2 separate regions of the Homo sapiens genome follow, and region 1 is linked to region 2. A link is an interaction called in ENCODE POLR2A ChIA-PET data of the cell type or tissue named here. Cell type or tissue: GM12878. All regions are shown on one strand. Each heading gives the region's core, and the rest is flanking DNA. Links, peaks and the distances in the headings are about the cores only.

Region 1 (5,374 bases), core at 255-5,254, 1.2 Mb after region 2:
GCTTTGTTACAGATAACTTGACAGCCGGGGGCAAGTTAAAGGATGATGGTAATAAAAGGATGGTCAGGCCTCAAATTTGGGCTTCAGCAGTAAATCAGTGCAAGAATAAAACTTACAAAGGTCACAGGCAAGAGTGAGATCATCCTCTTTTCTAATACTTGCTTATGCTTCTACATCCCTTATTGAGGAATGCCAGCCACTCAGCACACTTATGAAAGAGTAAATTATCTCCGGATGGTGGATAATACCATGTCATTAGTCCATGAGGCATCTAGCTCAGCGCCACCTGGGTCTTAAAGCACTTAAAAATGTAATTATACAACAAATACACCAATACCTGTTCATTGGGAAAGACTCAAATGATACATGAATACATAAAGCAAGACTTGAAAGTTCTCTGTCCCGCCCTCCCTCCCCTACCTCCTCTTCCTTTCCCCAAAGTCCCACTTTGAGGTCTCGCTTACAGTCTGTTTTCTAGGAATTTACAAATATGTAACTCTACACACACATCCACACACATTATGTTTTATACATACACAGAGATTGTACATTATTGTGTCAATTTTTTAAAAATAAAGTAAGGCCGAGCACAGTGGCTCATGCCTGTAATCCCAGCACCTTGGGAAGCCGAGGTGGGTGGATCACCTGAGGTCAGGAGTTCGAGACCAGCCTGGCCAACATGGTGAAACCGCATCTCTACTAAAAAAAAAAAAATACAAAAATTAGCTGGGCCTGGCGTCCGGCGCCTATAAGCCCAGCTACTCAGGAGGCTAAGACAGGAGAATCGCTTGAACCCGGGAGGCGGAGGTTGCAGTGAGCCGAGATCACGCAATTGCACTCCAGCCTGGGCAACAAGAGCAAAACTCCATCTCAAAATAAATAAATAAATAAAAACAAAATAAAATACATAGGATCCTATTGAGTATATTGTTTTGCAAATTGAATTTTTTGAAACAGTATGTCTTAGAAATCTGCTCATGTTCAAGTCCACTTTGTTTATGTAATGGTTGAACAGAATGTTATAGTATAACCACACTGTAATTTAACCTTTTTTTTTTTTTTTTTGAGACTGAGTCTTGTTCTGTCACCTAGGCTGGAGAATAATGGTGCGATTAAGACTCACTGCAGCCTCCACCTCCTGGGCTCAAGCCATTCTTTCACCTCAGCTGCCCGCCCCTTCACCCCCAGTAGCTGGAACTACAGGTACCTGGCACTGCAGGCACATGCCACCACACCCAGCTAATTTTTTTGTATTTTTTTGTAGAGATGGGGTCTCACTATGTTGTCCAGGCTGGTCTCAAACTCCTGGGCATTCCTCTATTAATGGATTTCCCCCATTAAATTTTTTTATTGCAGTAAAATACATACAACATGAAATGTACCATCCTAACCATTTTAAGTATACGGTTCGGTGGTATTAGATACATTCATCCCGTTGTGCAAGCATCAGCACCATCCATCTCCCGAACTCTTTTTCATCTTGTAAAACTGAGACTCTGTATCCAGTAAACACTAACTTTCCTTCCCCCTACCCCTAGCCCCTGGCAACCACCATTCCACCTTCTCTCTCTGTGAATGAGAGTACCCTCAGTACCTCCTCTCCGTGGAATCACATAGTATTTGTCTTTCTGTGACTGGCTTATTTTACTTAGCAAATCATCCTCAACGTCCATGTTGTGGCATGTGTTAGAATTTCCTTCCTTTTTTTTTTGAGACCGAGTCTCGCTCTGTTGCCCAGGCTAGAGTGCGGTGGTGTGATCTTGGCTCACCGCAACCTCCGCCTCCCAGGTTCAAGCGATTCTCCTGCCTCAGCTCCCAAGTAGCTGGGATCACAGGCGCGCGCAACCACACCAGGCTGATTTTTGTATTTTTTGTACAGACGGGGTTTCGCTGTGTTCTTCAGGCTGGCCTCAAACTCCTGACATCAAATGATCCGCCCGCCTTGGCCTCTGAAAGTGCTGGGATTACAGGCGTGAGCCACTGCCCCTAGCCCATAATTTCCTTCCTTTTTAAGGCTGAATAAAATTTAAGTGTATGTATGTTCCACATTTTGCTTATCCTTTCATCCCTTTATAGATTCTTGGGTTACTTCCACCTCTTAGCTATTGTGAATAATGCTGCTGTTAACATGGTGTCCACAGCTCTTCCGGACCCTGCTTTCGATTCTTTGGGGTATACACGCAGAAGTGGAATTGCTGAATCATATGGTCATTCTCATTGTGGTTTTGGTTTGCATTTTCCTAATGACTAATGATGTGGAGCATCTTTTCATCTGCTTATTGGCCATTTGTACATCTTAGATATGTCTATTCAAGTGCTTTGCCCATTAAATTTTTTTTTCCAGGGGCCATGCTAATAATCTGTGTTGTTCCATTTTTAGTATATGTGCTACTGAAGTGTGCACTTTGCCCAGTTTTGAATCGGGTTTTTGTTGTTGCTGCTGATATGATTTGTTTTTTTTTTTTTTTGAAACAGAGTCTCACTCTGTCTCCCAGACTGGAGTGCAATGGCGCGATCTCAGCTCACTGTAACCTCCACCTCCCGAGTTCAAGCGATTATCCCACCTCAGCCTCCCATGTAACTGGGATTACAGGCATGTGCCACCATGCCTGGCTAATTCTTTTGTATTTTTAATAGAGATGGGGTTTCATCATGTTGACCAGGCTGGTCTTGAATTCCTGGCCTCAAGTGATCCACTTGCCTCAGCCACCCAAAGTGCTGGGATTACAGGCGTGAGCCACTATGGTTGACCCACGCATAAGCCAACTTTAATGTTTTTCAATAAAGTTTTGTAATTTCCCCATTAAGCGTTTACACATCTTTTGGATTTATTGTTGGTATTATTAGGTCTGTCTTTTTTTCTTTCTTCTTTCTCTCTTCTCTTTCTTTCTCTTTTCTTTCTTTTTCTTTCTTTCTCTCTCCCTTTCTTTCTTTTTCTCTCTTTCCTTTTCTTTCTCTCTCTCCCTTTCCTTTCCTTTTCTTTTTCTCTTTTTTTCCTTTTCCTTCTTTCTCTTTCTTTCTTTCTCTTTCTCTCTCTCTCTTTCTTTCTCTTTCTCTCTCTCTCTTTCTTCCTTTCTCTTTCTCTCTCTCTCCTTCCTTCCCTCCCTCCCTCCCTCCTTCCTTCTTTCCTTCTTTCTCCTTTTTCTTTCTTTCCTCCCTCCCTCCCTCCCTTCCCTCCTTCCTTCCTTTCTTTTTCATTGTTAATTCCTTTTTTAAATTGTTTTCTGATTGTTGCTGGTATATAGAAATACAGATACTTTTATTTACTTATTTACTTTTTTAAGAGACAGGGTCTTCCTCTGTCACGCAGGCTGGAGTACACTGGTGTGATCAAATTTATGACCTGCTTTTAGGCAAAAAGGGGGAGGGCAGAGAACTCTTTCTGGATCTGTTGATTCTCAATTGCCTTCAGCTCAAAATAATCTTTATGTCAAAGTCGCATATTCTGTGGTGGCCTGTCCGGATCCCCTTCAAGTCTCTCTGACCTTTCTTCTGCCCTCCAGCCTGGGTGACAGAGCTAGAGTCTGTCTCAAATAATAATAATAATACAATAAATAAATAAATAAATAAATAAATAAATAAAGTACGCTTTCCATTCTTGGTTTGCTAAGAGTTTTTGTCATGAGTAGATGTTGAAATTTATTGAATGGTTTTCCATCATCAGTGACATCTTCTGGCTTTTCTCCTTTAATCTATTACCATGGTGAATTATATCAGTAGATTTTCTTTTTCTTTTTTTTTGAGACAGAATCTCGCTCTGTCGCCCAGGCTGGAGTGCAGTGGCGCGATCTCAGCTCACTGCAAGCTCTGCCTCCCGGGTTCATGCCATTCTCCTGCCTCAGCCTCCCCAGCAGCTGGGACTACAGGTGCACGCCACCACGCCTGGCTAATTTTTTTGTATTTTTAGTAGAGACGGGGTTTCACCGTGTTAGCCAGGATGGTCTCCATCTCCTGACCTTGTGATCTGCCCGCCTCGGCCTCCCAAAGTGCTGGGATTACAGGTGTGAGCCACCGCGCCCAGCCTTATGTCAGTAGATTTTCTAATGAACTAGTCTTGCATGCCTGAAGTAAACCCAATGTGGTCATTATGTTTTTATACATTACCAGGTTCTATTTGATAAGTATGTAATTTAAGGGTTTTTACATCTCATGGGTAAAGTTGAACTGAAACTTTCCTTTCTTGTACTGTCTTTGTACAGTTTTGGAATCACAGTTACGCTGAAGTCCTATCTTTTTTTTTTTTTTTCAGATGGAGTCTCACTCTGTTCCCCAGGCTTGAGTGCAGTGGTGCAATCTCGGCTCACTGCAAGCTCCGCCTCCCAGGTTCGTGCCATTCTCCTGCCTCAGCCTACCGGAGTAGCTGGGACTACAGGTGCCCGCCACCACGCCCGGCTAATTTTCTGTATTTTTAGTAGAGACAGTGTTTCACTGTGTTTGCCAGGATGGTCTCAATCTCCTGACCTTGTGATCCGCCTGCCTTGGCCTCCCAAAGTGCTGGGATTACAGGCATGAGCCACCGTCCCTGGCCTAAAGTCGTGTCTTGAGTTGGGGAGCATGTTAGGCCATTCTTGCATTGCTATAAAGAAATACCTGAGATTGGGTAATTTATAAAGAAAGAGGTTGATTTGGCTTACGGTTCTGCAGGCTGTACTGGAAGCATGGCCCTGGCATGTGCTCGGCTTCTGGGGAGGCCTCAGGGAGCTTTTGCTCATGGTGGAAGATGAAGTGATAACAGGAGTCTCACATGGTGGGAGCAGGAGCAAGAGATGGGGGTCGGGGAGTAGATGCCACACACACTTGACAACAACCACATCTCGGGAGAACTCACTACCAAGAAAACTGCACCAAGCCATGGAGGATCCGTCCCCATGACCCAAACGTCTCCCACCAGGCCCCACCTCCAACACTGGGGATAATTCAATATGAGACTTGGGTGGGGACAAATATCCTAACTATATCGGGAGTATCCCTCTTCTGCTTTTCTATATAAATATTTCTGAAGGGTAAGAAATACCTATTCTTTGAATGTTTCATGGAAATTTCCCCTAAATCCACCTGGGTGTCAAGTTTTTAAAAACGGAGCTGAAATTCATCTAACAGAATGAACCATGTTGAAGCAGACTGTTCAGGGGCACTTAGTACATTCATAATGTGCAGTCCTCACTGCTGTCCAGCTCCGTAATACTTTCATCCCTCAGAGTAGATCCGGTGCTCATTAGAAGTCATCCTCACTCCCCAGTCCTCTCTCCCACAGCCTCTGACAAACCCTATTTGACCTTCTACCTCTATGGATTTACCTATAATGGATGTTTCATGTAAATGGAATCATATAACATAATGGAGTAATATTGTATGGATGTACCACATTTTGTTT
Region 2 (5,374 bases), core at 154-5,153:
CATCACAACACCTGATGCAAAGTCACAGGCCGTTGGCTTTCATGCCCACCTGTATGGTAAGGCCAGGATTCAGAAAATGTTCCTCAGTCCCCAAACCAGGACCTCACCACACCCGAGTCACCACTGCCAACCCCCAACTCCCATCCCTATTTGCCCTCTGTGCCTGGCGGGGGGTTGGGGGAGTTTGTTTTGTTCCTCAAAATGTGGTCCATGGGCCAGCTGCGTCGGCATACCTGGGCACTTGTTGGAAAGGCGGGATCTCGGCCCCACCCTAGATCAGCTTAATCAGAATCTGCATTGTAACCAGAGCCCCCTCAGTGAGTCACGTGCACAGTGGAGTTTAAGAAGCTCCTCCCTCCAGGACCCTGCTCCACCTGGGCTGTCTTCTCACACCTATTTCTCCTCTTCTTCTGCCACCTCCGCAGGTGTCTCGGCTTGGATTCCTGCAGCTCGGGAGGACACATTAGGGAAATGTCTATGATGCTCTTTCTGCCTTAGCTTGTTAGAGTTGGCAGCAGAAGAGGCCCCTCCTGGTAGCGCTCGGCTGGGCCCTGCAGCTGGCTGGGGGAGGCCTCTCTGTGGCCACACGCCTGAGGTCTGGGCTGGTTCCCCTTGCTGCTGCCTCTCTCCTGGGTGGACAGTGGTCTAGAGCTGTGCTGGGGGCCCCGTCCTTCCTCCTATGCACCAGGCTCAGCGAGAGGCAAAGGCGAAGGTGTGAAATGACTTTGACCTTGGTGTTTAGGCAGATCCCTCTCACTCTGAAAGTGCTTCAACATGTTGGCCTGGTACGTTCCGAGCACTGTGGAGTTTTGGCAGAGTGGCCGATAAGTATTTTTAGTTCCTTCCTCCTTAATGTTTGCCAGAAAACCACAGTCATTACTCATGAGGAGGAGAAGTTTCCTCCCTCCCAGGCTCCAGAAGAGTCCGGGCTTGCCCTCAGATGCCCACTGAGCTGCCCCTGCCTGGGCTTCTAAGCTGTCTTTGAAATCAACATAATGCTAACACCTACAATAAAGCAGGATACCATATATTTTTTAATAGACTAAGACCTGAGCTTTTTTTTGTTAATTAATTTGGTGTTTTTTTTTTTTTTTTTTTTTTGAGATGGAGTCTTGCTCTGTTACCAGGCTGGAGTGCAGTGATGCGATCTCAGCTCACTGCAACCTCCACCTCCTGGGTTTAAGCAATTCTCCTGCCTCAGCTTCCCGAGTAGCTGGGACTACAGACGCGAACCACCATGCCCAGCTAATTTTTTGTATTTTTAGTAGAGATGGGGTTTCACCATGTTGGCCAAGCTGGTCTTGAACTCCTGACCTCAGGTGATCTGCCCACCTCGGCCTCTCAAAGTGCTAGGATTACAGGCATGAGCCACCGCACCCGGCCTTTTTTTTTTTTTTTTTTTTTGAGATGGGGTCTCACTCTGTCACCCGGGCTGGAATGCAGTGGCACCATCTCAGCTCATTACAACCTCTACTTCCCAGGCTTAAGTGATCCTCCCACCTCAGCCTCCTAAGTAACTGGGACCACAGTCATGCGCCACCACGCCTGGCTAATTTTTGCGTATTTTGTAGAGATGGGGTTTCATTACGTTGTCCAGGCTGATCTTGGACTCCTGAGCTCAAGTGATCCTCCCTCCGTGGCCTCCCAAAGTGTTGGGATTACAGGTGTGAGCCAGCTTGCCTGGCCCAATTTATTTGTTAAAATTCTAGTAAAATATACCTATCATAAAATGTAATATTTTAATATTTTAACCACTTTTTTTTTTTGAGACGGAGTTTTGCTCTTGTCGCCCAGGCTGGAGTGCAATGGCGCAATCTTGGCTCACTGCAACCTCCACCTCCCGGGTTCAAGCCATTCTCCTGCCTCAGCCTCCCGAGTAGTTGGGATTATAGGCATGTGCCACCACGCGCGGCTAATTTTGTATTTTTAGTAGAGACGGGTTTTCTCCATGTTAGTCTGGCGGGTGTCCAACTCCCAACCTCAGGTGATCCGCCCACCTGGGCCTCCCAAAGTATTGGAATTACAGGTGTGAGCCACCGCTCCAGTCCTATTTTAACCACTTCTAAGTATACCATTCAGTGGCATAAGTATATTCACAGTTGTGCAACTATCACCACCATTCATTTCCAGAGCTCTTCATCTTGTGAAACTGAAACTCTGTACCCATTAGACAAGAGCTCCCCATTCCCCCGCCACCCCCTTATCCTCTGGAAACCACCATTCTACTTTCTATGAATTCCATGACTCTAGGTCTCTCATAGGAGTGTAATCATACAATATTTGTCCTCTTGTGACTGGTTTATTTCACTTAGCATAATGTTTTCAAGTTTCACCCATGATGTAGTGGCCTGAGCTTCTTAAAAAAAAAGAAAAGCCCGGGCGCGGTGGCTCACATCAGTAATCTCAGCACTGTGGGAGGCCGAGGCGGGTAGATCACCTGAGGCCAGGAGTTCAAGGCCAGCCTAGCTAACATGGCGAAACCCTGTCTCTACTAAAAATAAAAATTAGCCGGGTGTGGTGGCGGGCGCTTGTAATCCCAGCTACTCGGGAGGCTGAGGCAGGAGAATCACTCGAACCCGGGAGATGGAGGTTGCAGTGAGTCGAGATCACGCAACTGCACTCCAGCCTGGGCTACAGAGTGAGACTCCGTCTCAAAAAAAAAAAAATCACCCATTTAATTGATAGAGGAGGCTGGGCACAGTGACTCACGCCTGTAATCTCAACACTTTGGGAGGCAGAGGTGGGAGGATTGCTTGAGCCCAGGAGTCTGAGATCAGCTTGGGTAATATAGCTAGGTCCCATCTCTCCAAAAAATAAATAAATGAGACAGGCATGATGGCGTGTGTCTGTAGTCTCAGCTACTCGGTGGGAGGCTGAGGTGGGGGGAGGATCACTTGAGCCCAGTAAGTCGAGGCTGCAGTGAGCTATGATCACGCAACTGGGCTCCAGCCTAGGTGACAAAGCGAGACCTGGTCTCAAAATCAAAAACAAAAGCAAAAATCCATGATTGCATTTTTTTATTTTAGGCAACCAGTTTCTGGTTAGTCCTAGCATATCTGCTAAGGTAGGGCAGCATTTGCTTTCAAAAAAGGGATGGCCAACCAGAAGCACGCCAAAGGCAGCTCCCTACCACTTCTGCTCCTTGGGAATGGTCTGGGGAAAGCCAGCTGGGCACACCTCCCCTCTGCTCAGGAGAGTGAAGAAATCCACAGGGTTAGGGCTTAGACAGCTTTGCACAAACTTAGGGACCCCCAATTCCCTCTGCCAAGGGCAAAGTTCCTGCACCTTCAGCATCTTCAATCATAGTTCCCTGTGTGGATCTTAGTTTTAATGGCAGTACCTTCTAGACCACAAGGGACGCGGCTCCCTCAGAAAAATCTCACCATTGGTGGAGGGATAATAGCCTTAAGGATCTAGTTCAGTAAACACAGGATTCTTTTGTGATGTGCTTTCCAAACGAGGCACACACTTTGGGATTAATTAAACTATTTTCTAGCTGCTTGCCAGGGTAACCTTTCTTTTATGCTTCTTAGGGGGGCACACAACGTAAAAAGTCAGATCTATTATGTTCATGACTCGGAGGGAAAGATCTGGGACAAAATTACCTTACACACCATTTTTTTTTTTTTGGATGTTTTTTCTTTTCTTAAATTTCCTGATTACTGGATCAGATGGAGAGCTGTCTGAGCTGTGTGCTAGCTAAGAAACAGAGTCAACCCAGGAGAGGAGCAGTTTGGAATTAAAGGGATAGAAGCTCAGGGTGGGCGGGGGGGGGGTGACACTGATGACAGCATGAACCCCCAATTTCTTGGCACGCTCTTGGGGGGACAATAAAGAGGTACATGGGAGTTAAGTGCTGACTGTTGAAGCCTTGGCCCATGTTCTTATTCCAGGCTTGCTGTGTTTTTGAGTGCATGACATTTAATTAATTTTACAGTTCATTCTTTTCACCGTTCTGTTTTTGACAGTGTCACCCTCCGATCTCTCAGCTGGTTGGGAAAAATCTGTATCAGTCATTACCCTTGCTCAAGCCCAGACTGGGTCATCTGGCCACAGCAGGAGATGCAGCGGGCAACAGCAGCAGGAGATGCAGCGGGGAACAGCAGCAGGCATGGAGCTGAGACAAGATTTCACTGTGAAGACAGTTTCCGGGGAGAGGCTGGGTCCGAAGCTGCATCTCCATGTCCCAGGAGTACCTTTCAAAGCTTCCCCTGTCCTGGCCTCAAGCTCTAGGAGCTTTGAAAAAATGCTTGCATTTTGGGCCGGGCCTGGTGGCTCATGCCTGTAATCCCTGCACTTTGGGAGGCTGAGGCGGACAGATCGCTTGAGGTCAGGAGTTTGAGACCAGCCTAGCCAATATGGCGAAACCCTATCTCTGCTAAAAATACAAAAATTAGCTGGGTGGTGGTGGGTCAGCACCTGTAATCCCAGCTACTTGGGAGGCTGAGGCAGGAGAATCACTTGAGCCTGGGAGGCAGAGGTTGCAGTGAGCTGAGATCACGCCACTGGACTCCAGCGTGGGTGACAGAGTGATACGCTGTCTCAAAAAAAAAAAAAAAGCCTGGAAAATATGCTTGCATTTTGAATATCTATCTATCTATCTATATATTTTGTATCTGTAAAAGAAAAAATATTCAGGACTCTCTAAATGTATTATGCCATGTGGGGAGTTAAGCCCTGGAAACTCCCATAGCATGTATGCAACTTCTGCTCTTAGGTGATAGTTTAACTCTCTTCCTCATTGCTCTTGTTCTGTAAATGACTGGGAGAGACCAGAGACCAAACCTCCTCCCCTTCCAATCACTGATCTTTGTTGTAGATGAACTGCCTTCTTTATTGTCCCGTGCCTAACCTAGACCAGATGGGACAAAAGACCCCATGTCTATTACATCTTTAGTGTGGAAGGTTAAATATACCTTTCCCAAAAAGAAAGACTACCTCAACCAACCAGATATTGTAATTATGCATTAAACCTTATATAGAAAGACGTTGAGATTCTGTTCCGCTTCCCCAAGCTTTGTCTATATAAACAGTTGCAAACTTCTACACTTTGGAGCACTGACTTCCATTCTTTGGAATCTGTGCTTCCCAGGCAGCTCATCTTCAAACTTTGTGCCTGAATAAACTCCCTTTAAACCAGACTCTGACCATTTTGATTATTTTAAGTTGACATATCAAAATAGTATACATACAATAACAAGTAAAAAAAAGCAGAAAGATAATAATATTGAAAAGCGGCAATCTCACCCCAGTCCCCAAAGCGATTTTAACTGTTTCTTTCTTTAATTCTTCTGGAATTTCCTCTGCTGCTCTATGATCATACCTCTTGATGTGGTTTGGTTCTGTGTCCCCACCCAAATCTCATCTTGAATTG

What was found. ChIA-PET counts read pairs that join two places held together with the same protein. Peaks named below come from ENCODE experiments on the same cell type or tissue, not always from the same donor. Only the 100,000 strongest peaks of a DNase experiment are listed, where the experiment ranks them.
Region 1: POLR2A ChIA-PET joins it to region 2 with 5 read pairs; 1 of 35 experiments calls an interaction of 5 or more read pairs at or near these places.

What each region holds. Positions count from the first base shown.
Region 1 is chr1:7,992,072-7,997,445 of GRCh38, forward strand. No RefSeq gene overlaps it. Among named protein-coding and RNA genes, the nearest start is that of ERRFI1, 32 kb to the right of the region's middle. RefSeq lists an enhancer at 1-297. In GM12878, for the core only: no CTCF peak of the experiment used is centred there; a DNase peak (open chromatin) is centred at 2,220; H3K4me3 peaks cover 638 bases; H3K27ac peaks cover 1,708 bases.
Region 2 is chr1:6,743,153-6,748,526 of GRCh38, forward strand. No RefSeq gene overlaps it. Among named protein-coding and RNA genes, the nearest start is that of LINC01672, 21 kb to the left of the region's middle. In GM12878, for the core only: no CTCF peak of the experiment used is centred there; DNase peaks (open chromatin) are centred at 699 and 2,159; H3K27ac peaks cover 476 bases.